Regions from separate parts of the Homo sapiens genome. Here regions 2, 3 and 4 are each linked to region 1. Evidence: read pairs that join two places in POLR2A ChIA-PET (ENCODE). Cell type or tissue: CD4-positive, alpha-beta T cell. All regions are shown on one strand. Each heading gives the region's core, and the rest is flanking DNA. Links, peaks and the distances in the headings are about the cores only. Region 1 holds the start of EMB (embigin). Region 2 has its middle 72 kb from the start of EMB. Region 3 overlaps PARP8 (poly(ADP-ribose) polymerase family member 8). Region 4 overlaps PARP8 (poly(ADP-ribose) polymerase family member 8).

Region 1 (5,586 bases), core at 636-4,635:
TGAGATGAATTTTGAAAGGTGAATCAGGGATAGAAAAAGTTATATAGGGAAGGCAGTCAATAAGCTTGTTTTAAAGGATATGGAGCATTTGAAAAAGTGGAATGTACATAAGGCTGGAAATATCAAATATCTAAATATAGAACAGGAACAGTGATGAAAAGACTTTCAAAATGCTTAGCAAAATGAGAATTATATTTCTTTCTCAACTCTTTTGTTCCAACAGCAAAAGCAACAGTGGGGATCAGCATCAACTTGGGTAAGTAAGTTTTTCTGGTCATAAATAGGCTGATTCAACTGAAAAAAATGTTTCTTTAAGAAGGGTGAATTTGTGTCTAAGGATTTTATGAGACTAACTGGGAAAAGTCAGTCAGAGTTTAGTTTGAGGTGAGAAGTGCTTACTGTTGACACTCTACCTAATTATAGGGAAATGTGTGCAGTTAGTCCTGAGACCAGATGCAGGGTTGAAAGAAAGAGGTGTGATGTAGCAGCCATTGATTAGGCAATTTGGGTTTAGCAAGCCCAGTCAATGCCCTCAGAGGGTCAACAGTGTATAAGATTTAGTCCTTGAAGGCATCTTTTAAAGTTTCATTCAGAAGATTTTAATAATTTTGACCATAATTTTCTGAGAAGAGGCTTTTCTGAGATTTGTCATTCACAGATAAACAGTTGTCTAATTTGTGTGTGTGTGTGTGTACATGTGTGCATGCGTGCATTTGTGCATGTGTGCCTATCTAGCCTCTTTTGAACACAATGGTAGATTGGCACCTGGTAGATAATATTGTTGAATGAATTGTATTATTCATATTATCTCACTGCCAATTTGAAGAATCTACATTCTGTTTCCAAAGTTTTGTGCATATAATACTAAACCAGAAACAGACGTGTTTTAGTAATACGTACCAATTACAAATTAACCATTCCTGCCTGGAATAAACACAGGTTTTGTTAAATAGCTCAATTTTCAAAATTTGTCTCATGTTATTTCCAATCCTTTTTTTTTTAACGCCGATATATTTTGAATTTACGAATGTGAAAGCTGAACTTCAAAAAAATAAAGGGAGAGGAAACAAAGCTCGTGAAAAATTTTAAAAATATCTTTTAATGCGTTATAACATCCTGGAGAGAAATCAAATCAATGTGTTTCAATGTTACAATATAGATTTCTCCTCCCCTCCCGGATAAAGCACTAATTTATTTAATTTGGTTCAGAGCACTGAATATTCCAAGCTACAGCCTTGTGGGTAAGAGCATTATCTTAAAGAGTGTTCGGATTTAACAAAGGTCAATGTCTTGTGCAGTTTACATAGTATCTACTCTCAGTAGCTTTTGCTTCTTGAGCTCTAGGTGGCTCCTCAGAAGCTGTTAGGCTTAACAAACAAAAATAAAGTAAAATCAGACACGGTATGGGGCCTTGGGACTCTAAAACCTTCATCCGGAGAAAATCAGTTAAGCCTTCAGAGACTAGAAGAGAGAATGTGTGTGATTGGTAGGCAAAGCAAAGAAAGATTAACACAAGTTGTCTGGCAGCTGGATAAAACCTTACACCTGCGCAAAAATAAGCCTCCCTCGTAAGAAAGCCCAAAGATGTCCGGGGTCCGGGAGGAGAAAAGTGTTTCTCATCTGTCCCATCAAAGCAAATTAGTGAAACCTGCCTCAGGTGAAGTGCAAAGGCCAGTCTGTAGGCAGAGTTTCGACCTCTCCCCACGAGATTGGCTAGACATCACCTGCCCAAGCTCTCTCCCGACCTGCTAGAGCCGAGAGGGCGGAGGCCGGAGAGGCTGCAGCCGGGAAGTAGCACCGCCACCGCACATCCGGGAACGCCAGCAGCCGGCTGAGGGCTGCATAACTGATGGAGGGCCGGGCGCGGTAAGAGCGTCTCGGGGGAGTGGGGCAAGGCGGCCGGGCCCCTCCCATTCCGCCTTTTCTTCAGCGTCCTACCCGCGGCACTGGCTGCGAGCGCCGGGCCACCTGCGAGTGTGCGCAGGGACTCTGGACACCCGCGGCGGCGAGCTGAGGGAGCAGTCTCCACGAGGACCCAGGCGGACCCTCTGGCGCCATGCGCGCCCTCCCCGGCCTGCTGGAGGCCAGGGCGCGTACGCCCCGGCTGCTCCTCCTCCAGTGCCTTCTCGCTGCCGCGCGCCCAAGCTCGGCGGACGGCAGTGCCCCAGGTGTGATGGGTACAGGGTCCAGGGTAGGGAGGGCGGAGGGCGCGCGAGGCTCGGGTCCCCGCGGGCAGAGGGCATCGCCGGCGCGCCGGGCAAGGGTGGCGGGGAGAGGCGCGGGGATGCTGGTAAGGGCGGGTGGGAGAGTCGGCGGCGGCCTCCCATTAGCTACGTTTGTGTCACCTAAGCTGAACCCTGAAACTGCTGCGGCTCGCGTTCCTGCGCTCTTTGGGGCGAGTCTTGAACGAACAGCGCCCCGCGAGTCGGGCGCGTAGGTAACAGGGCAGAGTCTGGTTTTTCCTAGGAAGAAGGCAGTGGGGTGTGTGGGTGGTTGCAGGGACCAGCTAGCGACTTGGCTTGGGCAAATATGGCATGAATTTTGAAAGCCACATTTCCCCAAGGCCTACTCCCTTTTCTTGATTCGAGAGTAAGGCTCGAGTATCACCTCCTTCCCTCCTCTTGGCAGGTGGGTTGGCTTTGAGGATTTTTTTTTTTTTTTTTTTTTTTTTTTTGAGACGGAGTTTTACTCTTGTTGCCCAGGCTGGAGTGCAATGGCGTGATCTCGGCTCACCGCAACCTCCTCCTCCCGGGTTCAAGCGATTCTCCTCTGTCAGCCTCCAGAGTAGCTGGGATTACAGGCATGCGCCACCACGCCGGGCTAATTTTATATTTTTAGTAGAGACTGGGCTTCTCCACATTGGTCAGTCTGGTCTCGAACTCCCAACCTGAGGTGATCCGCCCGCTTCGGCCTCCCAAAGTGCTGGGATTACAGGCGTGAGCCACCTCACCTTGCCGAGGATGTTTTTTTAGAGCTGAGTAGGGGAAAAAACATCATAACCAACTAGCCAACCAAAGATCCACAACTTACAGGATAACGTGTGTGTATCTTCATTTTACACCGTGGTCTTTGAAAACAAAATGTGTGTGTGCATGTGTGTGTGTGTATGTGTGAGATTTTTGCTTGTTGTTTTATTGTTTAAGACACTTTGACAGAGGGATTACGTGCAAAACATTAACAAAGCCAACACGAAAGTTGCCATTCTACCTTCACCTGTTTATAATTACTTTTCATATTGAAAGGATTCCATCCAACCTATTGCAAGTTTCTGTGTCATAAATGTTACCAGCCAGTAAGGGTAATAAAAGACCACCTCTCAAGCTGGTAAATATTGGCCACCAGTAACTAAAATTGGGACATTATTCTGCAAAAAGTTTTCAAACTCTCATGGGAATTTATTTTCATGGGCTTGTAAGATGTGGAATTTTTGTAACACACCATAGAGAAGGAAGGATAATCAAAAGGTAAGACTATTAATTTTTATAAATGCCTTTTAAAACGTCTAGTTGTTAACAACTTGGACAGAACATCGTGGGTTCCTTCGCAGATTTCCTTGTGCCACATCTCTTTTCCATAATACCACTTATAAAGAATTGTCCAGGCCTGTAATCCCAGCACTTTTGGGCGCTGAGGTGGGAGGATGGCTGGAATCCAGGAGTTCAAGACCACCCCGGGCAACATAGCAAGGTCCCTTCTTTATTAAAAAAAAAAAAAAAAAAATTAAAAGTGCGGTTGTGGTGATGTACACCAGTAGTCCCAGGTGCTTGGGATGCCAAGGCAGAAAGATTGCTTCAGTCCAAAGTTTGAGGCTGCAGTGAGCTATGATGGTGATGGTGCCACTAAGCTCCAGCCTGGGTGACAGTGCAAAACTGTCTCAAAAAAAAAGAAAGAAAAAGAAACAGAATTGTCCAGGACATTTTTCCCCCTTCTGGGTATCTCCAATTCTTCTATCCCTGGTTCACCTCAGAGTATTGCAGTTCTGAGAACCAGTGCATTCTGGATTCATTGTAGAACTTTGATTCTCTACTTGACTGTATGTCAGAATCACCAGAGAGCTTGAAAAATCCTGATACCTGGATCTTTTCCCGCAAAACTCTGGTTCATTTGGCTTGGGATTCAGTGTGGGCATTAAGGAGTTTCATCAGCTCTCCATGTAGCTTTAAATGTGATTTTAAGCTGGTTAAAAACCACAGCTTTAAAATGATATGGCCTAGACAGTGCACTGTTAGGTAAATACTTATTCCATAGGCGTCAGGGTTAAGTTGATATGCAGAGAAGATCTCTAAAGGAAAAAAAAAAAAAAAGGTAGGAAACAAATGAAAGTGGAATAAATGAAGGTGTAAATCAATAAGATGAATGGGGGAGGGGATGTCACTCTATGTATATGGTATAAGTTCTGCTCTTTTAGCTCCACGTAAGCTAAAATTGTGGAATAATGTACAAGACAAAAGTTATGAAGTTAGCATCGAATTTAAGCCAGAATTAAAAATTGTCAGGCACTCTCAGCTTGTTTTCTAGATTCGGTATTGATCTCTGGGAAATTCATTTTTCTCTTTGCCAAAGGATATTGTGAGGTTTACTGGATATTTTTGACCTAGATGTATAGGCCTACATACTTAGACACAGGTTGTCTGTTAACCTAAGACTTTGAGTCAAATTTTAATAATAAGAATAGTTATAAATGTATAGCCCTATGAGTTAGCATTTTTTTAGTTCCAGCTGAAAAAAGAAAAAAGAATTGTCTAGAACATTTTTCTCCTTTCTGGGTATCCCTAATTCTTCTATCCCTGATTCACCTTTCAAAATTCATCTCAGAGTATTGCAGTTCTGAGAACCTCTGCACTCCTGGGGAATTCTCACTCTGTCGCTCAGGCTGGAGGGCAGAGGCACATTCACGGCTCACTGCAGCCTTGACCTTCTGGGCTCAAGATGAAGAAATTGGGGCTTGGCTTATGTAATTGCCCAAGTAATTGCTTAATTGCCCAAGTAATTACACATACTTAGTTAAGCAGCAGAGCAGGAAATTTGGCATTGGTCCATCCAGTGCCTGTTTTCCTAAACACAGTGCTTAAACACAATATCCAGTTGTCTCTCCGAGCTAATTGGAAATGTCTATGAAAGTTCAGAACTACTGACAGCATAGCCTATGCATCTAAATGTCTGATTTGCACTGAATGACATGCTGACACAGTTTGAGTCCTGGAATAAAATTAGGTACAGGGACTGTTTTAAGGTTTTTTGATTAAATAAGACATATAATATATCTTTGTAAAGGATATATCAGTGGGAGTATTTAAATATCATTATTATTACTATTACATGACACAAATTGGAGAAATGGGTCATGTTTATCTTTTGAAAAATGTTTGCAGTAGAATCATTTAAAATGATCCTTTTAACTTCCAGAGGACGTGGCTTTTGCATTCCCTTTATGAACCCCCTTCCCTACTAACCTCTCACCCCAAACACAGCAGCTTTCTAGTAATAAATATTTTTGAAGCAAATACTATTCAAGCACCCACATATGTCTGACATTGTTAGTCCATATCTCAGTAGAACATGCTGGCAGTTTTTACCTTTAAGGAC
Region 2 (5,586 bases), core at 601-4,600, 73 kb before region 1:
AAAAGCTTCTGCACAGCAAAGGATACAATCAGCGAAGTGAAGAGCAACCCACAGAATGGGAAAAAATATTTGCAAACTGTCCATCTGATAAGAGATTAATAACCAGAATATGTAAGGATCTCTAACAACTCTATAAGAAAAGACTTAATAATCTGCTTAAAAAATAAGCAACAGATGGCTGGGCGTGGTGGCTCACGCCTGTAATCCCAGCACTTTGGGAGGCCTAGGTGGGCGGATCACCTGATGTTGGGAGTTTGAGACCAGCCTGACCAACATAGAGAAACCCCATCTCTACTAAAAATACAAAGGTAGAAACTCTTCAATAGATCTTAGAGGATCTTTTAATATCTGGCCTCAGATTTCATCCTTATTCTTGGATTTCTCCATCACTTTCTTCCCTGCCCCCACAACTCTAATCTCCAACTACACTGAATTACTTTTAGCTGCTTGAACCTGCTCATTCACTTGTGTTTGTGCATTCTTTTTCTTACTTCCCAGCATTTGCACATATTTCCCTCTAACTAAAACACTCTTTTCACTACTCTTTATCTGTCTCTCACTTATTCTGCAGCACTCACCTCAGATGTTATTTCCACTGGTAAATCTTAACTGACTCCTCAAGGCAAGTTATTTGAAGAATCCTATTTAAGACCCCAATGCAGTACTTACATACCATTTAATTTATAATTGGGTGCTCTACCATGCTGCCTTTTCTTACCAATAGTATCTTTTTGCTTATTTTATCTCTGGGACTTAGCACATTATCTTACTTATAAAAGGTACTAATAAAATGTGTTGGAATGCATTAATTTTTACATTTTCTTTTAGCTTTATTATTTTGAGAAGATTAGGCCACTTGCTTTTTCCTTTTTTCTTCTCTTTCTTCCACTTCCTTCTTTGAATTCTTGTAAAATCTCAAAATCTCTTCCTTTTTTTTTTTTGCCTTTGCTAGCTCTTCCATTCAATGGAATTAAAGGAAATTAAGTGTATCAAATAAATCTTAATAAGTAATAGAAATTTATCACAGTTATATTATGCATAAAGCATTTGAGATTTAAAACAGTTAATATGAATCGGTACCAAGATATTAATTTCTAATACCAGTGCCGTTGCTCAATAATAGCTGCTTATGTATCAGGTTTAGGTATATTCTTGAAAAGTCATTGTCGTCTATGCCTAGGGTGCCTCCAGCATCTCCTTTCTGAAGAGAGTAGGTAGGCTTTCCCTTTATTCCACTATTAGCTTTCTGATTCTAAGGTAGTGATTGCAATCTTACATCTTACATTTCTGACATCAGGAGAACATGTCTTCATTATTTCACTAACTCAGAAGGGGAAGGTAATAAAATTTTATTTATAGTAAGCATCTTTCTATACCAAGCTCAAGGAAAGACTACTTAGAGAAAGGTTTAGGGAGCATGAAATGAATGTTATCAGTCAAACCGAACAGACTTACACAGCCTGGGGGCTCTTTCCTCCTCTCATATTTATGATCCTATCCTGATCAAGGACAAAATAATGTATAGATACATTAAGTCGTTCAAGATCATATTTGAATACTTGATCCACTCACTAAATCTTATAGTTTATTACTCAATGTAGTCCTTCCTCAGTTCTTTCTGACTCAATTTCCTGATTTGTAAATGTAAACTTCAAGTCCTGATAATTCAGTTAATTTCTTACAGTTTAGTGAAGCTGTCTTCATTATATATCTATTTGATAAAGCTATATGGCCCAAGATGATATTTTAAAATTCTGTATAAAAATATATGTTGTAAAAGCACCACAAATCTGCTCTTAAGAATGGCAGTTAAATCTTTGCTATTATTTATATTCTGAGACTGGGAGAAAAGGGGAATGGGGAGGGGGGTTGGCAGTTGTTGTTTACACTAATTGACAATATCTGTCTTCACTATAAAGCAGTTAAGAACATTCCCCTTTATCTCTAAATTCAGAGTAAGTATAAGTACATTGGGAAAGAGACTGTGTTAAAAGAAATGGAAGGACGTAGCATATTTTCTGAGACAATGAATAGCTTAAGTAAGGATTATTATTATTATTTGATTAAAGTTTTCAATAGCTATGGATGCTAACATTCCATCTTTGGAACATTGTTATTTTTGGAGATAAATGTTTACTTTTCAGAAAGTAATATTTTTAATGTAAAAATACCTGATTACTTTTACAGGACTTAAAATGCGGTGGAATCTCATAGGTAACGTCAGGTGAAAGAAGAGCTCTTGTTTCTAGAGAAAGGGATTGTTTTAGGATGGAGGTGTCTTAGAGAAATGAATACAAATAGGCATTAAAGAGAAAGTTTCTTCTACAAGATTCAAACTATCCCTTACCAACTCCATGAGAAACAGTTACAAATTGTTTTCAGTCCTGCATATTAAAATAACTTGCACTTAATAGGAAAAAAGGAAAAAAGTGGGTCTTTATTTAACAAGAATTCCAAATAAAATCAAGCACAGAAATCATATTTGAAATTACCACTAGAGGGCAGAAAATAGGGGGAAAAGAATACACATAATAGTGGATTTCAGGAATCTGAATTTTTAAGTCCCTGGAACCTCTGAAGACAACTTTAATAATAACAATAGTTAACATTTATGAGGTGCCTACTATGTGCCAAGCACAGTTGTAGAAATTGTATAATATATAATATTAATTAAATTGATGAATACACACACACACACACACACTCACATATTTAATTTCACAACAATCCTATAGGTAGGTACTATCAGTATCTCCATTTTGTAGATGAGGAAACTGAGGTTAAATAATTAGTGCAAGGGTATGAGGTAAGTAAATCCCCAGTCTGCACACTTAATTCTTACTTCTTCCTATGGATGACAATCTCTTTTTTGTGTCATATTTTATTACAAAGTGTGTACAATCATTCTCTAACCCGTGAGAGGAAGCAAGAAGTTTCTTCTAGTATGATGAATTTCCTAGTTTGCTTTTACTGCATTGCCTGGCAAGCCAGGAATTTTGCGAACAGTCTCATATACACACCTTGGGAAACAGAAGTCTGAAAATGTATTTTATTGATGCTGCAAACTACTGTAAAGTTTTATGGACAATCTGAACTAATAAACAGGACCTGTGATGGTATCACTATTAACAATGTTAGGAAGAAGCTGAACTCAGAATGAGAGAGTAGCTGCATTAGCCAAACACTGAAGAGTTAATATCAGAAAGGAGCACTTCCGGTAGGCACTGGAAGACACTCGGTGTAGGGAGAGCAGAGACCCCAGCCTGTCAGCCAGCCACATGGCAGTGTTGGGAGGAGGGAGAAAATTAAACCAGAATGGTTAAGTCTTGATTGTTAAACCAGAGGCCCTCTGTATCCTGCTCCATTTGTAACCTCATCAGCTGCATACAAGCTAGGGCCTGGATTTTAACCCCTGCCCCTGAGGAGCCCACAGATTGTTCCAATGTTGTAAAAGAAAGGCAATAAACTAAAACCTAGTCAGCAGAATTAATGGACCACACAGATAAGGGTCTAAAATATGCATGGCCACAATTTTCAAGAAGATGCCATCTTATTTTCAAATAAAATTCAGACTTTCTTTTTAAGAAATTAGCCACTGTATTCAAAAATATATATGGAAGAATAAAGGTCTATGAATAGTTTATTTACATTTATTTAAAGAAAAGCAGCCAGGCGTGGTGGCTCACACCTGTAATCCCAGCACTTTGGGAGGCTGAGGCGGGTGGATCACCTGAGGTCAGGAGTTCGAGACCAGCCTGACTAATATGGTGAAATCCCATCTCTACTAAAAATACAAAAATTAGCTGGGCATAGTGGCGCGCACTTGTAATCCTAGCTACTTGGGAGGCTGAGGCAGGAGAATTGCTTGAACCTAGGAGGGGGAGGTTGCAGTGAGTCGAGATCGCACCATTGCACTCCACCCTGGGTGACAGAGTGAGACTCTGTCAAAAAAAAAAAAAAAAAAGAAAGAAAGAAAAGCAAGGAATGGGGACACATCTTGCTAGACATAATATAAAGTACAAAGTCATGATAATAATAATAATAATAATGAAACCAGTGTGGTATTCATCAAAGACAGAAAGAAAGATGACATAACAGAGAGCTCAGAAATAGACACAAACATGCAGTTATAAACGTGTGTGTTAATTTGATTTATAATAAAGTTGAACTATAAATGATTTGGGGAAACATAGATTGGTAGATAGCATTGGAATATTGAAAAAAATTAAGTAAAGGCCATATGCCACACATTAAATTAGTGAAAAGTAGAATTATTAAGAAGGAAAAAAAATCTTGAGAATATAAGTGTTACCTGGAGGTAATGGAAAATCATGTTGATTATGACCCTAAGAGGATGAACTAAAAAGGAAAGAAGGAAAGAAGGAAGGAAGGAAGGAAGGGAGGGAGGGAGGGAAGGAGGGAGGAAGGAAGGAGGGAGAGAAAAAAGAAATTATGGATTTGATTACATTACAATTAAAGGTTTATTTTAATGAAGAAATAGAGACAAAGTTAAACAGTTGTTGACTAATTCAGAAGAGATATTTACAATGTATAAAATAAATAAATATTCTAGATTGACATCTAGATTAGGGAAGGAATTCATGAAAATCAACATGGAAAAGACAGAAAATCCAGGTGGGAAGAAAAGGGCAAAGGAAAAAGTTTAAAACACTGACATTCCCAAAATTCAATATAATTTGCAGGGATATCCAGTAAGTCCTCACTTACTGTTGTCGGTGAGTTCTTGGAAACTGTGACTTTAGGCAAAATGACAAATATTGGAACCAATTTTACCATAAGCTAATTGATATAAACAGGAGTTAAGTTGCTATTTCTGGCATATTTCTGGACACAAAAACATCAACAAATTTCTAAATAAAGGCCCCGAACACTTCTTATAATTAAACATTGAAATAAACTTGACCTATACATACGTATAAGAAAGATGAATAGAAACAGGTAAAGTAATTATTTACTTAATTTTTGGTGAATCAGTGAGTTACAGCAGTCATAGCGGTCATGGGTTAAATCAAAGAATAAATGTTGCAAAGTGAAAGTCTTAATCAGGACATCCTAGCACTATGCAGCTCTAAAACAATCACAAATATGGCTCCATGAGGGCTTTTGTACCTCATTGTTTATTGTCGAGCATTTGTAGGATTATTGTATAGTTAACTAATTTTTATTTTAAAATAATTTGTATTCATTCATTCATTCATTCATTTATTCATTTATTTTTTAACTTGCATATTCCAATTCAGGGGCATGGGTGGCCAGAGTCTATCCCGGCAGGATCCAACCCTGGACAGGATGCTATTCTATCACAGGGCACACTCACATACACACCCACACCAGCTCATCCTGGAACAATTCGACATACCAATTAACTGAACATGCACATCTTTGGGACGTGGGAGGAAACTGGAATATCTGGAGAAAATCCATGCAAACATGGAGAGAACATGCAAATTCTACACGGAGAGTGGTCTCGTGTGGGAATCCATTTGTTTTCTCACTACGGTTGTTACCAAGTGACATTGAATTAAATGATGTTATTCAAGGACTTGCTGTAAATGAATCTAAGAG
Region 3 (5,586 bases), core at 744-4,743, 310 kb before region 1:
GCAAACTATCGCAAGGACAAAAAACCAAACACCACATGTTCTCACTCATAGGTGGGAATTGAACAATGAGAACACATGGGCACAGGAAAGGGAACATCACACACTGGGGCCTGTTGTGGGGTGGGAGGCTGGGGGGAGGGATAGCATTAGGAGATATACCTAATGTAAATGATGAGTTAATGGGTGCAGCACACCAACATGGCACATGTATACATATGTAACAAACCTGCACGTTGTGCACATGTACCCTAGAACTTAAAGTATAATAAAATATATATATATGTGTGTGTGTGTGTGTGTGTGTGTGTGTGTATATATATATATATATATATATATATATATATATGAATGTTTTCAAACTCAAATTCCTTCACTGGAATTCTCCATCTTGACTTCTAAGCTCTTTTTTTTTTTTCTGAAAACCTCTGGGGACAGTTAGATTTTTAATGTGTATGTTTTATAGAGGACCTACAGATCTTTGTTAAGGCTGTTAACAGCAAGATATTTTCTCTTCACTTCTCTAACACTATGCAAAGCATTACCAGAACTTTCATGAACACTTGAGACTTGGGGAGAGATGAATAGAACTGTGCAAAAGTATTTCTTAAACTGTTGCTTTTATTCTGCTCCAAATACAGCACCATTTAAGTCAAGTCATTCCATCCCTCACTGATGTAACTTAAGATAAATAATAATTATAACTCTAAAAAAATTATATTGATTTCATGTTACATTCTGGATATTTTTGCTGAATTTTCTACATAATTTCACCTCATCCCCTATAGCAGTCAATTATTATCCCTATTTTAAATACTAGGAAACTAAGGCTCAGAGAAATTAAATACTATTAATTAACTAACTATACACTAGTAAGTGGTAAAACTTGAATCTGCCTGAATCCAAAAATCAATGATTTGTCACTATACCATGTCCTTTTTCAAATATGGAAAGTATTGTCACTAAAAAGTTGCAATGTCTTATAAAATATAAATGTTTATTAGGTATAAAAACAATTATATTTTTGGGGCTATAATTTGATATAGACTGTATAGTATTCTAATTCTCACTTAAGAGGTTTATTCACAGGCTATACCTAATGCTCAAGTATATCATGTAGGTCAAGACTCTTTAGACTCACAGGTGCCAGAGGATCCAGAAAGTATCCCTTCATTCCTCTACTAGGGATAAGAGAGTCCACTCCCAACAGTAGGTAAGCCTTTCTAATTAAAAGTGGAAAGAGAAAATTAAAGAACTCTGCCATTATAGTAGAGCCAACCTGTGACTTGTAATATACACAACTATTGTGTAATTCATTCTCTGACATTAAAAAAAAAACTGTCTTCAAAATAAAATCTACAAAGAAGTACAAGTAAATCACAAGGCCTCTCTATTTCTTCACTTAATCATGAACAGTCAACATATCATTTAGTATTTCATTTATATACATGCTATTATATATGCTGACTCAACAAAGGCCCTCTAAATTTTCATTTCACTAAAAGTATGAAATAAATTTCAATAGATGGTACAAGTTAATTAATAGATCACAATTATAAAAGGACAAATCTGTTCCTAGGGACATAAGCTAGAATGATGTAATCTTGACTTTGGAGGATAATACTGATATATTTTCATAGAGCAAAGAAAATTTCATATGTTCAAACTTAGATGATTACTTAATAACTGATCCAAATAATCCAGGAAAAGTAGGCAGAGGGGAAGCCTAAGGTATATTATTAGAAAGAATTCATAAATGTAGTATCAAGATTACTGCATTTAGAAATTGAATGCAACATTAAAGAGAGCTATTTGTTTGAAAGAATCTTTTAAATGGCTAAACTATTTGGAAGACAAACCAACGGACGGAAGAACAAGAACAAATATGAACAATAAAAATGGGCCAGGAGAAATAACCAGAGACATGGAAGAATTTTACAATTACGGACCAAATACTATACTTTTGCTAAAAAGTTTGGACATTTCACCAACATAGAAACTTTCAGTAAGAAGACATATTTTAAAATGACTAAGAAACAGAAAAACAGAAGAGATAATAATCATGGCAGAAAAATAAGACAACTGACCCAGAACCATCCCTAAAAAGCTCAGACAGATTTGTTTGCAAGTTCTAGCAAATGCTCAAAGAGTTGTTTAATTCATTCAGCAACTTAAGGTCTTTAATGCTAAAGTATATGACAAAACACATAATTCTCATAGCTCAACATTGAGTTATTTGCTAATACAATTTGTTACTTTATTGTTTAAAGGAAAAAGTAGATATGACACCTCAACAGATGCCAAACAATAGTTTGATAAAGATTTAATATTCATTTTTTTTAAAAAAAAGCTTGGTAAATGAGAAAAAGAGTAATTTCCTTTCTGAAAACAACTGGAAGCATGCTCACTAATTTTGAAAAAAGGGACAAAGCTGCCAACTTTCATATCTATTATTAAAAATTATTCCAGTGCCAACAAGAACAGGTATAAATGTTGGAAAGGAAGAACAAACACGTAAGTTATAAAACAAGATGTCTACCTAAAAAGTCAAGCATATTAACCAACAACTCTTAGTACAAATAAATGTGGATTAAAATTTAATAATGGGGAAAACATTATCATATTAATTTCACTGTGAAGAAAGCTCCATAAAAATACTAACACTACTTCCCCAGAGGCAACGGGAATCAGAACTGAATTACAGACTTGATTTTATCACCAAACTACATGTTTTGGGAAAATGTTATTTAATACTTACCATCTCTCAGCACACTTCTCTAAGTATGAATTTATATTATAAACTGCCCTGTTCTGCCTTTCCTACAGACCGGCATTGAGAATCAAATGAAATTATGTATGTGCAAATACTTGGTATACTGCGCACTGGACAGTGTATTTTGATATACTGGTTACATCAGCCAACTGAAAATTCTGCCCCGGTATTTAAACCAGAATGCACTAATCTCCGTCTTCTGTGATCATATTTTATTGCAGCATAACAACCTACTTTCACCAAACAGATTAAATATATATACTTACACTCCTTCCTTTTGGAAATTAAGTTATATTGAAAATTCATTGCAAACTTGCTCCAGTTAGAGAATTCAGTAAAAAGAGCACAAATGATAATCAATACTTTTTTTAGAATTTCAATGTTTGTATATTGGCATTTCCAGGTGGGGCTCCCGTAAAGTGTGAAAAAGCCCAAGTAATACCTCTTGGCCACAAGAGGGAGCTAAACACTTGGCCCACTTGGTTTACTAAAGGCATCTTCTACCATACATCCTGTGCTACAGATTAATTCACTTAGTGTCTTCAACCTGGGCTTTAATTTGTACTATTATTTCTATTACCTTGACTTAAAGTCCTGTACTTCTCATGGCTGACATCTCTATGATCTGACTCAGATGAGAAGCACATTAATTTTTGTATTTACAATAAATAGTGGGGCTTTTATTTCATAACATACTTGGCAAACATAGCATCAAAAACATGCTACACTATCAGACAGGGCTGACTGCATAACCATCTATAAAAAGTATTTTTCTTATAAATACTTCTTGTATTGGTTCTTCCAGTAAAATTTCTCTAGAACACTTTTTGTATTACTATTAAAAATAGGCATAGCCTTAATGAATAACTTCATTGTATAACTGTACAATAGTTTTATAGAATACTATTCTTAAAACATATGGAGAGCATAGCAAAATAATTGTAAGGAAGTTTGTGATTTAAGAAAGTATTTTCAAATGTAACGATCTTATAAAATGGTTAAATGCTTAATGCAAACTGCCGCAGAAAATACTTAAATGCTAAACAAGTAAGTTTTACATTATCTCCATACCAAACTATGAACTAATTACTATTTTTTAATACTAAAAAGAAAAAATAGATACACACACACACTTAGAAAACTGACTGAAACAAATAAATGTTACCTATTATTTTTACATTATGAAAGGCCAAATGATGTTCAAAACTAACAATTAGACCATTGATCTCTTTATTTTAATTGTAATGATGTAAATGCACAGGCTGGAACTATCATAGGGATCTTTAAAGAACTTTTCATTGGGAAATTATTTTGATTCTGCACTGTGTCTCAGAGTAAGACATGTACTTTGCAGGCAGTAAGCAGAATTCTTCTATAGCTTTAAGGCTTCCTCTACCAGTGTTTCACCCCTCAATATATTTATATGCGTTTTACATCTCCAGAAGAAAAAAATATTCAAAGGAACCCTGATACGAATATCTGTAATAAAACAAGAAAAGCATACCTGGGTAATCTTCAGATACATGTACTGAGTAGGATACACTGTTAAAACAAACAAACAAAAAAGGCTCAAGTTATTGCTAAGGTAGACAGGCTTTTATAAAAAAAAGACAAACCAAACCCATGTTACCCATTCAGTTATAAAGATGTAAGTATAAACAGGAAACTTCCAAAACAGATTAGAAAACCACTTTTATATCCGCCATAAGAAACACAGGTTTTTAAAATATACTTTCCATTAGTCTAAATGGGTCTTAGTCTAACAGTTTTGAAATATCTTTCTCCCAACAGGGATATTTCTTTTAGTATAGACAGGTCTTTTATTTCAACAAGGTCTATTTTTCCTATTATATGATCATTTGTTTTCTTTGCTCAGATTTCATCAAATCATCTTTTCTTACCAAAAAAGTATTTCTCTTATTTAGTACAGCACCCAAGAATTTAAACATTTTAATAGTTTCCCCAAAATATGAAGTACTTTTGATAATGTTGGTTTTTTTCTAAAAGAATTAACAAAATATAATGGAAGTATAAGTAATATTATCAATCTTTCATCATGCACGCACACACACGTATATATAAATAAACTTTATTCTATTTTCATAAGGATTGAGTTGTTTCAAAATAATTTTTAAATTATATTTTAACAATTGCACAACTCACTTCTCAGTAACCCTGCTGCCTCTATGTACTTACCTCATATGACATACGAAAATTGAACATATTTATCTGTTCATTTTTTATCTCTGTCAACTAGATAGCAAGCCCCATGAGGTTAAGATCTACGTCTATTTATATTTGCAGTGTCATCATTTACTTTGGTGCATGACACACAGCACATGTTTAACATTAGCTATCTGACTGCATCAGTGAAGCTGCCACCTGCCACAGAAAAGTCAAATTTTAGTTTGTGTTCAGCCAATTATCTGCCTGTTAAGACAAAAAAAACTAATTCTCTTTAAAGGAACATATAGAAGACAGAATCTACTCAAAGCATCATTCACAGGGTGAATCCAATATAATCAGAAATCACTTAATATATGTACAAACAGAAAAATGTAACCTATTTTCAAGAGAAAAGAAGATCCAAGTGTTGGGATTAGCCCACCATAATGTTAAAACAGTTATCATAAGTATACTTAAGGATGTAAAGGAAAAACCAATCTGAAGAAGACAGAAACAAACAAAAACAGACTATCAGTGACTTATGGGGCACTAGCAAAAGAGCAAACATTTGTATATTAGAGTTTTAGAAGGCTGAAGAAAGAAAGAATAATGCAGAAAATATCAAGAAGAGCTAAAAATTTCCCAATTTG
Region 4 (5,586 bases), core at 667-4,666, 300 kb before region 1:
GAAGGAACAAATAGAAAACAAAAAGTAAATAGAGCCTGAATCTAATCATATCAATAACTTCATTGAATGTTAATGGAACAAGACACACTGAATAAAAGGAAAAGATTACCAGAATGGATAAAAAAGCAAGGTCTATACTAAAAATACAAAAAAAATTAGCCGGGCGCGGTGGCAGGCGCCTGTAGTCCCAGCTATTCGGGAGGCTGGGGCAGGAGAATGGCGTGAACCCGGGAGGCGGAGCTTGAAGTGAGCCGAGATCGCGCCACTGCACTCTAGCCTGGGCGACAGAGCGAGACTCCGTCTCAAAAAAAAAAAAAAAAAAAAAAAAAAAAAGCAAGGTCTATCCTATCTTTGAGAGATCCATATTAAATATAGAGACACATATAGATTTAAGTAAAGAATGGAAAAGATACACCATGCAAACAATAAGCATCAGAAGACTGAGGACTAAAGATATAAAGAGATCATTCGTAATGATAAACGTGTCAGTTCGTCAGGAAGAAGTCATACCAATCATAAATGTGTATGTACCTAATAACAAAGCCTCATAATATATGAAGCAAAACCTGACAGAAATAGAGGAAAAATGAACAACTCAACAATCATAATTTGAGTAATTAATGGAACCAGACCAAAAAGAAAAAAAAATTAAAAACACAGAATATTTGAAACTGATTTTCATAGAACACTACAACTGCAGAATATCAAGATAGATCATATACTGAGCTATAACACAAATCTCAATAAATTTGAATGAATGGATGAACATGAGTCAGCATAGCTTATACCCTGGGTTCCCTGGCTCATCTTGCCCTTATGACATTTGAGTCTTAAGTCCTTGAAAAGAGTTCCCAACTCCACCAGTCAAATCCCTGGCATGCTGCTCAGTACTTGGAAAGAGATTAGGAAGAGACAAAAAAAAAAAAAAAAACAAAACAAACAAACAAAAAAAACCATAACTGAATAAGTAGATGAGTAGAAAAGAAGTATGATTAGTAAACAGACCAAGTTTGATACATTTTTATTTCATAAAGCAAATTTTTTCCATTTAAAAAAAATTTTTTTTAGAGATGAGGTCTTGCTCTGTTGCCCAGGCTGGAGTACAATGGCATAATCATAGCTCACTGTAACCTCAAACTCCTGGGGTCAAGCAACTGCCCCCTGCAGCCTCCTGGGTAGATTGGACTACAGATTTGCACCACCACATACAGCTAATTTATTTTATTTTTGATAGAGACAGGGGTCTTGTTATATTGCCCAGGCTGATCTCAAACATCTGGCCTCAAGTGATCTTCCTGCCTCAGCCTTCTAAAGCACTGGGATTAAAACCATTAATCCCAGTTTTAATTCAAGGAACACTTTTTGGTAACCTGGTATGAGCCAAACATTGTGTTAATGCCAAATAAGATTTAAACAGAAAAAAATATATATATCAGAGGTAACACCTTTGGATGGTTAATTTAGAGGGAACCAGAGAATATGATACATAAATATGACAGACAAAGGAACTTGAACATTTTAAAGCACAGTAGTATTTTTTTTTACTTTTTATATAATATAGACTCACATAAAGTTGAAAAGACTGTACAAAAGTGTCATGTATATTACCCAGTTTCCTCCATTGCTTACATGTTATGTACCTACAGTAGAATATCAAATCCTGGAAACTGACATTAGTGCAAAGTTTGAGTATAGTTCTATGTTACTTTATCACATGTGCATCACATACCCATTATAGCAAACAAAATACAGAACTATTTGATCACACAAAAATTTCCCTTGTGCTACCTTTTTTAGAGACATATCCATCTCCCTTCACCCAAGCATCCTTAAGCCCAACAGCCACTAATCAGTTCCCTAGCTCTAAATTTTTTATCATTTCAAGAATAATACATAAATGGAATCAGAGATTATGAAGCATAACAGTATTTCCAGGCAGATTAGTATTTTGAACAATATACTCTGATAGCTAATATTTAGGATAGATTGAAGAAAAGAGAGATCAGATTAAGAAGCTATCATAGTAGTAAAATATGAGCACATATCAGTGAAAAGGTATGTATTGGGAATAAGAATGCAGGAACAAATGGCAGATGTTGGACCTCAGCCAATAGAGCAGCTTTGGAAATCATGGCCCTGAATCAACATGCCAAACATTAGAAGATAAAATATCCATGACAATGGTGCCCCAAAACAAGCTGGGGGGAAATGTACACTATGACCCCATATGAATTCATTTTCCCGTGATCCATTCCTTTATACTGTCGAATGGTACTATGTAGAAATAAAACTGATGATCAAGGCACCCTTCTGATCTGGCAGTGCTATGTGACAGAAGCTTGGCAATGCCAGAGATTATACTCAGTACTAAGCTGAATTAATTCCCAACAGCCTACCATCTCAACCAATGGCAATTGCTTCATTTTTCATCTAAATCAATGTCTGAATCCAAAATGAGGCCTTAATTCATTCCTTTGTCTACCTCCAGTTAGAGGGCCTGTTGTAGTTCAAGACAGACAAATAGGAGTCCAATGCAGCTTTGAGGCTTACTAGCTGGGAGGCATAAGAAAAGTTGGTTAAACACTCACAGACTCAATCTCTATTTAGTAAAATGGAAGAATCCATACCTACCTTAAGAGCCTGCTGTGATGATTTAATGGCTTAACAGGTGCAAGGACCCCAGGACAATGCCAGACACATAACAGCAGGTGCTGAGTAATTTTAGTCAGCTTCCAATACAAGCAATTAAAATTTATAGGAGTGAAATTTACATGAATGAATGTTCTCTGGAAAACTCAATTTGCTAAAAAGTACAATATATTACATTTATCTGAGACCCAAACCAACACTGATTATTTTATTTTATGGTCGTATTGTCCTCATGATATTAGGAGACATTCCCATGTTCGTGAACGTACCTAATTTTTCAAATAGAAAATAGCAAACAGAAATCCTGCAAAATGATTCATCAGCCCCTTGTGCGACAGCATTTTCTCAGTGGTATACCAGAAGGAAAATCACCAGGACTGTAAAATCCTAATCAGTTTCACTTTGTGACTTGCAGAGTTCTAAGGGAAACAATCTAGTACAAACAGACATGGATGATTGGCTCAAGGATCTAATGAGTAGTACCAAAAAAACGTGGAAAGAACAAAGCTTAAGTAGATTGCAGAGTACTGTTAGTATGTGCTGTACATAATAAATGCCATGTAGCAGGCAGAAAATATTGTCAAGAAGCATAAGTGAAAGTGAAAGAAGGTGGACATGAGAAGAAAGCAAAATCTAGAGCAAGTTCTGAATTCCTTTTAAAAGTCATACTCATCTTTTGTCCTCACATCCCTGGAGCAAGCTCTGAATTCCTATTCAGAGAAAAAAAAAAGCCTTCAGAATTTTGGGATATGCTGACTTACAATTAATTACATTGAGGTGCTTTGCCAGAAACTCAGGTCAGTCAAATATGTGTTTGGTATATATTATATGAACAGTGTGATGCATGGTTCTTAAAGTCACAACTTTGAAACCAGAATCTAAAAATTATTTTATTGCACCTCAATAATTTTCTAACAAAATGGTTACTTTCACCTCTTTTTCCTCTGAAAGCATCTGGCCCAACCAAAGACATCTCCCAATAGCCAACAACTTCTAAAGGAGTTCCCAAAGCAGCTGTCAGTTGCTCCATATCTACCTAATCCTGTATTCTGTTCATATATTTGTTTACTCCTATAACTGGAACCATTTAATAAGGTCATTCTTGTATCTACACTTCCCAATCACTCCATTACCATCCTTTTCCTTCTGAAATGTCTGCAATGAGCTAAGAACAGATAGAGTCTGGTCTGAACTCCCAAGTTCATGGATCTAAGGAGAGTCTTTCAAAAGTAGTGGAAGATGGTAGCTCTATGTAATAAAGATTGGAATTTAGGCTTGAAGATGAAAGAATCTTAGACTTAAAAGAGTTTTTCGATGCACCAATTCATTATCTGATTTTACAAGCAGGGCCCATAACTGCCATCTGTAACGTCAAACTCCTGGATCCTCAGTTCATGCTTTTTCAACAACACCCAGAGGTTTTGACAGAACAAGTAAAAACCAGTATTTTATTGCACATTACCTTTTTACTTACCTGCTAATATTTAAAACAATTTCTCCAATAAACTACATCCTCGTATCTTTTATCCCTCCCAGTTAGATCCCACTTTAAGAATTTAAATAAGAAAAAGCAAAAGGCAGAAACAAAAAATTGCACATGACAAACAATCCTCTACCCTAGCGAAGATGCTTAGGAGTACAGATCTCAATTTTATTTAATCAATTAATTTTTAATTTTATTTATTTATTTATTTATTTATGTTTTGGAGACAAGGTTTCACTTTGTCACCTAGGCTGGAATGCAATGGCCTCAAGCCTCCCAAACCTCTGGGATTACAGATTTGAGCCATCGTGCCTGGTTAGGTCTCAGTCTTTGTTCACTTGCAAGTCAGCAGTTGAAACCTGAGACCACATCTCACCCCCAGACACACTGGAGCTTTCTAGAAGAAAATTCACTCCAGCACTTATTAATTCTGTCTTCTTTACTCTTCAAGTGCTGCAGAGTGAAAGAGATGCTGTCCCACTACCCACCTCCAGACCCAACTCTAGTGTCTCAAGCTAGAAGGTAATTTGGGGCATACTAGAAGCTCACCTTTGCTACTTTAATGCCATTCAGTTCCCAAAACATTCACTTTCATGTTCATCATCATTTCACCCTCTAAAAACATTTTCAAATTGTGCAGGTCAATCAGCTACAGCATCCTCATTCTTCACCACTATGAGCTACAATCTTTTTGTCATTTATCCAGGGTTGGGGAGCTCTAGGACCTTCTTTTCCTCTTTACCAAAAATCTTGACATCACTCCCATCCATTTGGACAACGTTAAGCTGCACGTAGTTCCATGGCCTCGTTTTCCCTACCACTAGCTCACCAAATCTCCAAATGGCTATACCTTGAAGCTTGATTTGGAGTGAATGGCTCCCCTTCTAAAATCTCAAACCCCCATGTCCCACTTTCTAACCACAATTTTATAATTTTCCCAGCTCTCACTCCTTTCCTCTTACTTCTAACATCCTTAAACAATGCATTCACTCTGTGTCTTTACCAGTCCCTCTGAGCTTCATTTTCATCTTCCCATGATTTTAGATACCTAACTGCTCTCTCCACAGCATCTTCGACTCCTTCAATGTGCAGCGCCTACCTTGCCCCTGCAGACTACCTGATCCTACCAGCTCCAAACTGCAGATTAGGTCATATTTGCCATGCTCAGCTCCTGGACCTGGGCTCTGAATGCTGCTGGAAAGGACAATGAAACTAAGGGGCCTGGTGCCCTACAGACATGTGGTTCTCAATATTATCTATTAACAACTCTGCTCAGTAACCTGAGAAACCCATTCTTCATAAACCCCCTTACTTTTTCTTCCTAGTTGTTTTTGCAAATTTTCACAGCTTTCCAAACACCGTATAACAACCTACCCTTTCACTCTCATCAAAATGCTTTCTTTCCACATTAAGAGAGATTATCATATGGTTACTTCCTCAAGGCATTCCCTTTA

The links. Peaks named below come from ENCODE experiments on the same cell type or tissue, not always from the same donor. Only the 100,000 strongest peaks of a DNase experiment are listed, where the experiment ranks them.
Region 2: POLR2A ChIA-PET joins it to region 1 with 14 read pairs; 9 of 35 experiments call an interaction of 5 or more read pairs at or near these places.
Region 3: POLR2A ChIA-PET joins it to region 1 with 12 read pairs; 8 of 35 experiments call an interaction of 5 or more read pairs at or near these places.
Region 4: POLR2A ChIA-PET joins it to region 1 with 18 read pairs; 9 of 35 experiments call an interaction of 5 or more read pairs at or near these places.

Annotation. Positions count from the first base shown.
Region 1 is chr5:50,437,622-50,443,207 of GRCh38, reverse strand. EMB (embigin) reads left to right here and starts at 1,920. Exons shown (of 9, transcript NM_198449.3): 1 at 1,920-2,168. The coding sequence starts at 2,057. RefSeq lists silencers at 1,977-2,106, 2,187-2,376. In CD4-positive, alpha-beta T cell, for the core only: a CTCF peak has its summit at 2,418; DNase peaks (open chromatin) are centred at 1,837, 2,397 and 2,917; H3K4me3 peaks cover 2,998 bases; H3K27ac peaks cover 2,542 bases.
Region 2 is chr5:50,510,141-50,515,726 of GRCh38, reverse strand. No RefSeq gene overlaps it. Among named protein-coding and RNA genes, the nearest start is that of EMB, 72 kb to the right of the region's middle. In CD4-positive, alpha-beta T cell, for the core only: a CTCF peak has its summit at 2,434; no DNase peak of the experiment used is centred there.
Region 3 is chr5:50,748,877-50,754,462 of GRCh38, reverse strand. It overlaps PARP8 (poly(ADP-ribose) polymerase family member 8), which reads right to left. Exons shown (of 26, transcript NM_024615.4): 3 at 4,275-4,312. Among named protein-coding and RNA genes, the nearest start is that of PARP8, 85 kb to the right of the region's middle. In CD4-positive, alpha-beta T cell, for the core only: CTCF peaks have their summits at 3,002 and 3,203 (motif pointing right); a DNase peak (open chromatin) is centred at 3,232; H3K27ac peaks cover 686 bases.
Region 4 is chr5:50,742,509-50,748,094 of GRCh38, reverse strand. All of the region lies in intron 2 of PARP8 (poly(ADP-ribose) polymerase family member 8), which reads right to left. Among named protein-coding and RNA genes, the nearest start is that of PARP8, 79 kb to the right of the region's middle. In CD4-positive, alpha-beta T cell, for the core only: no CTCF peak of the experiment used is centred there; a DNase peak (open chromatin) is centred at 3,144; H3K4me3 peaks cover 1,692 bases; H3K27ac peaks cover 2,737 bases.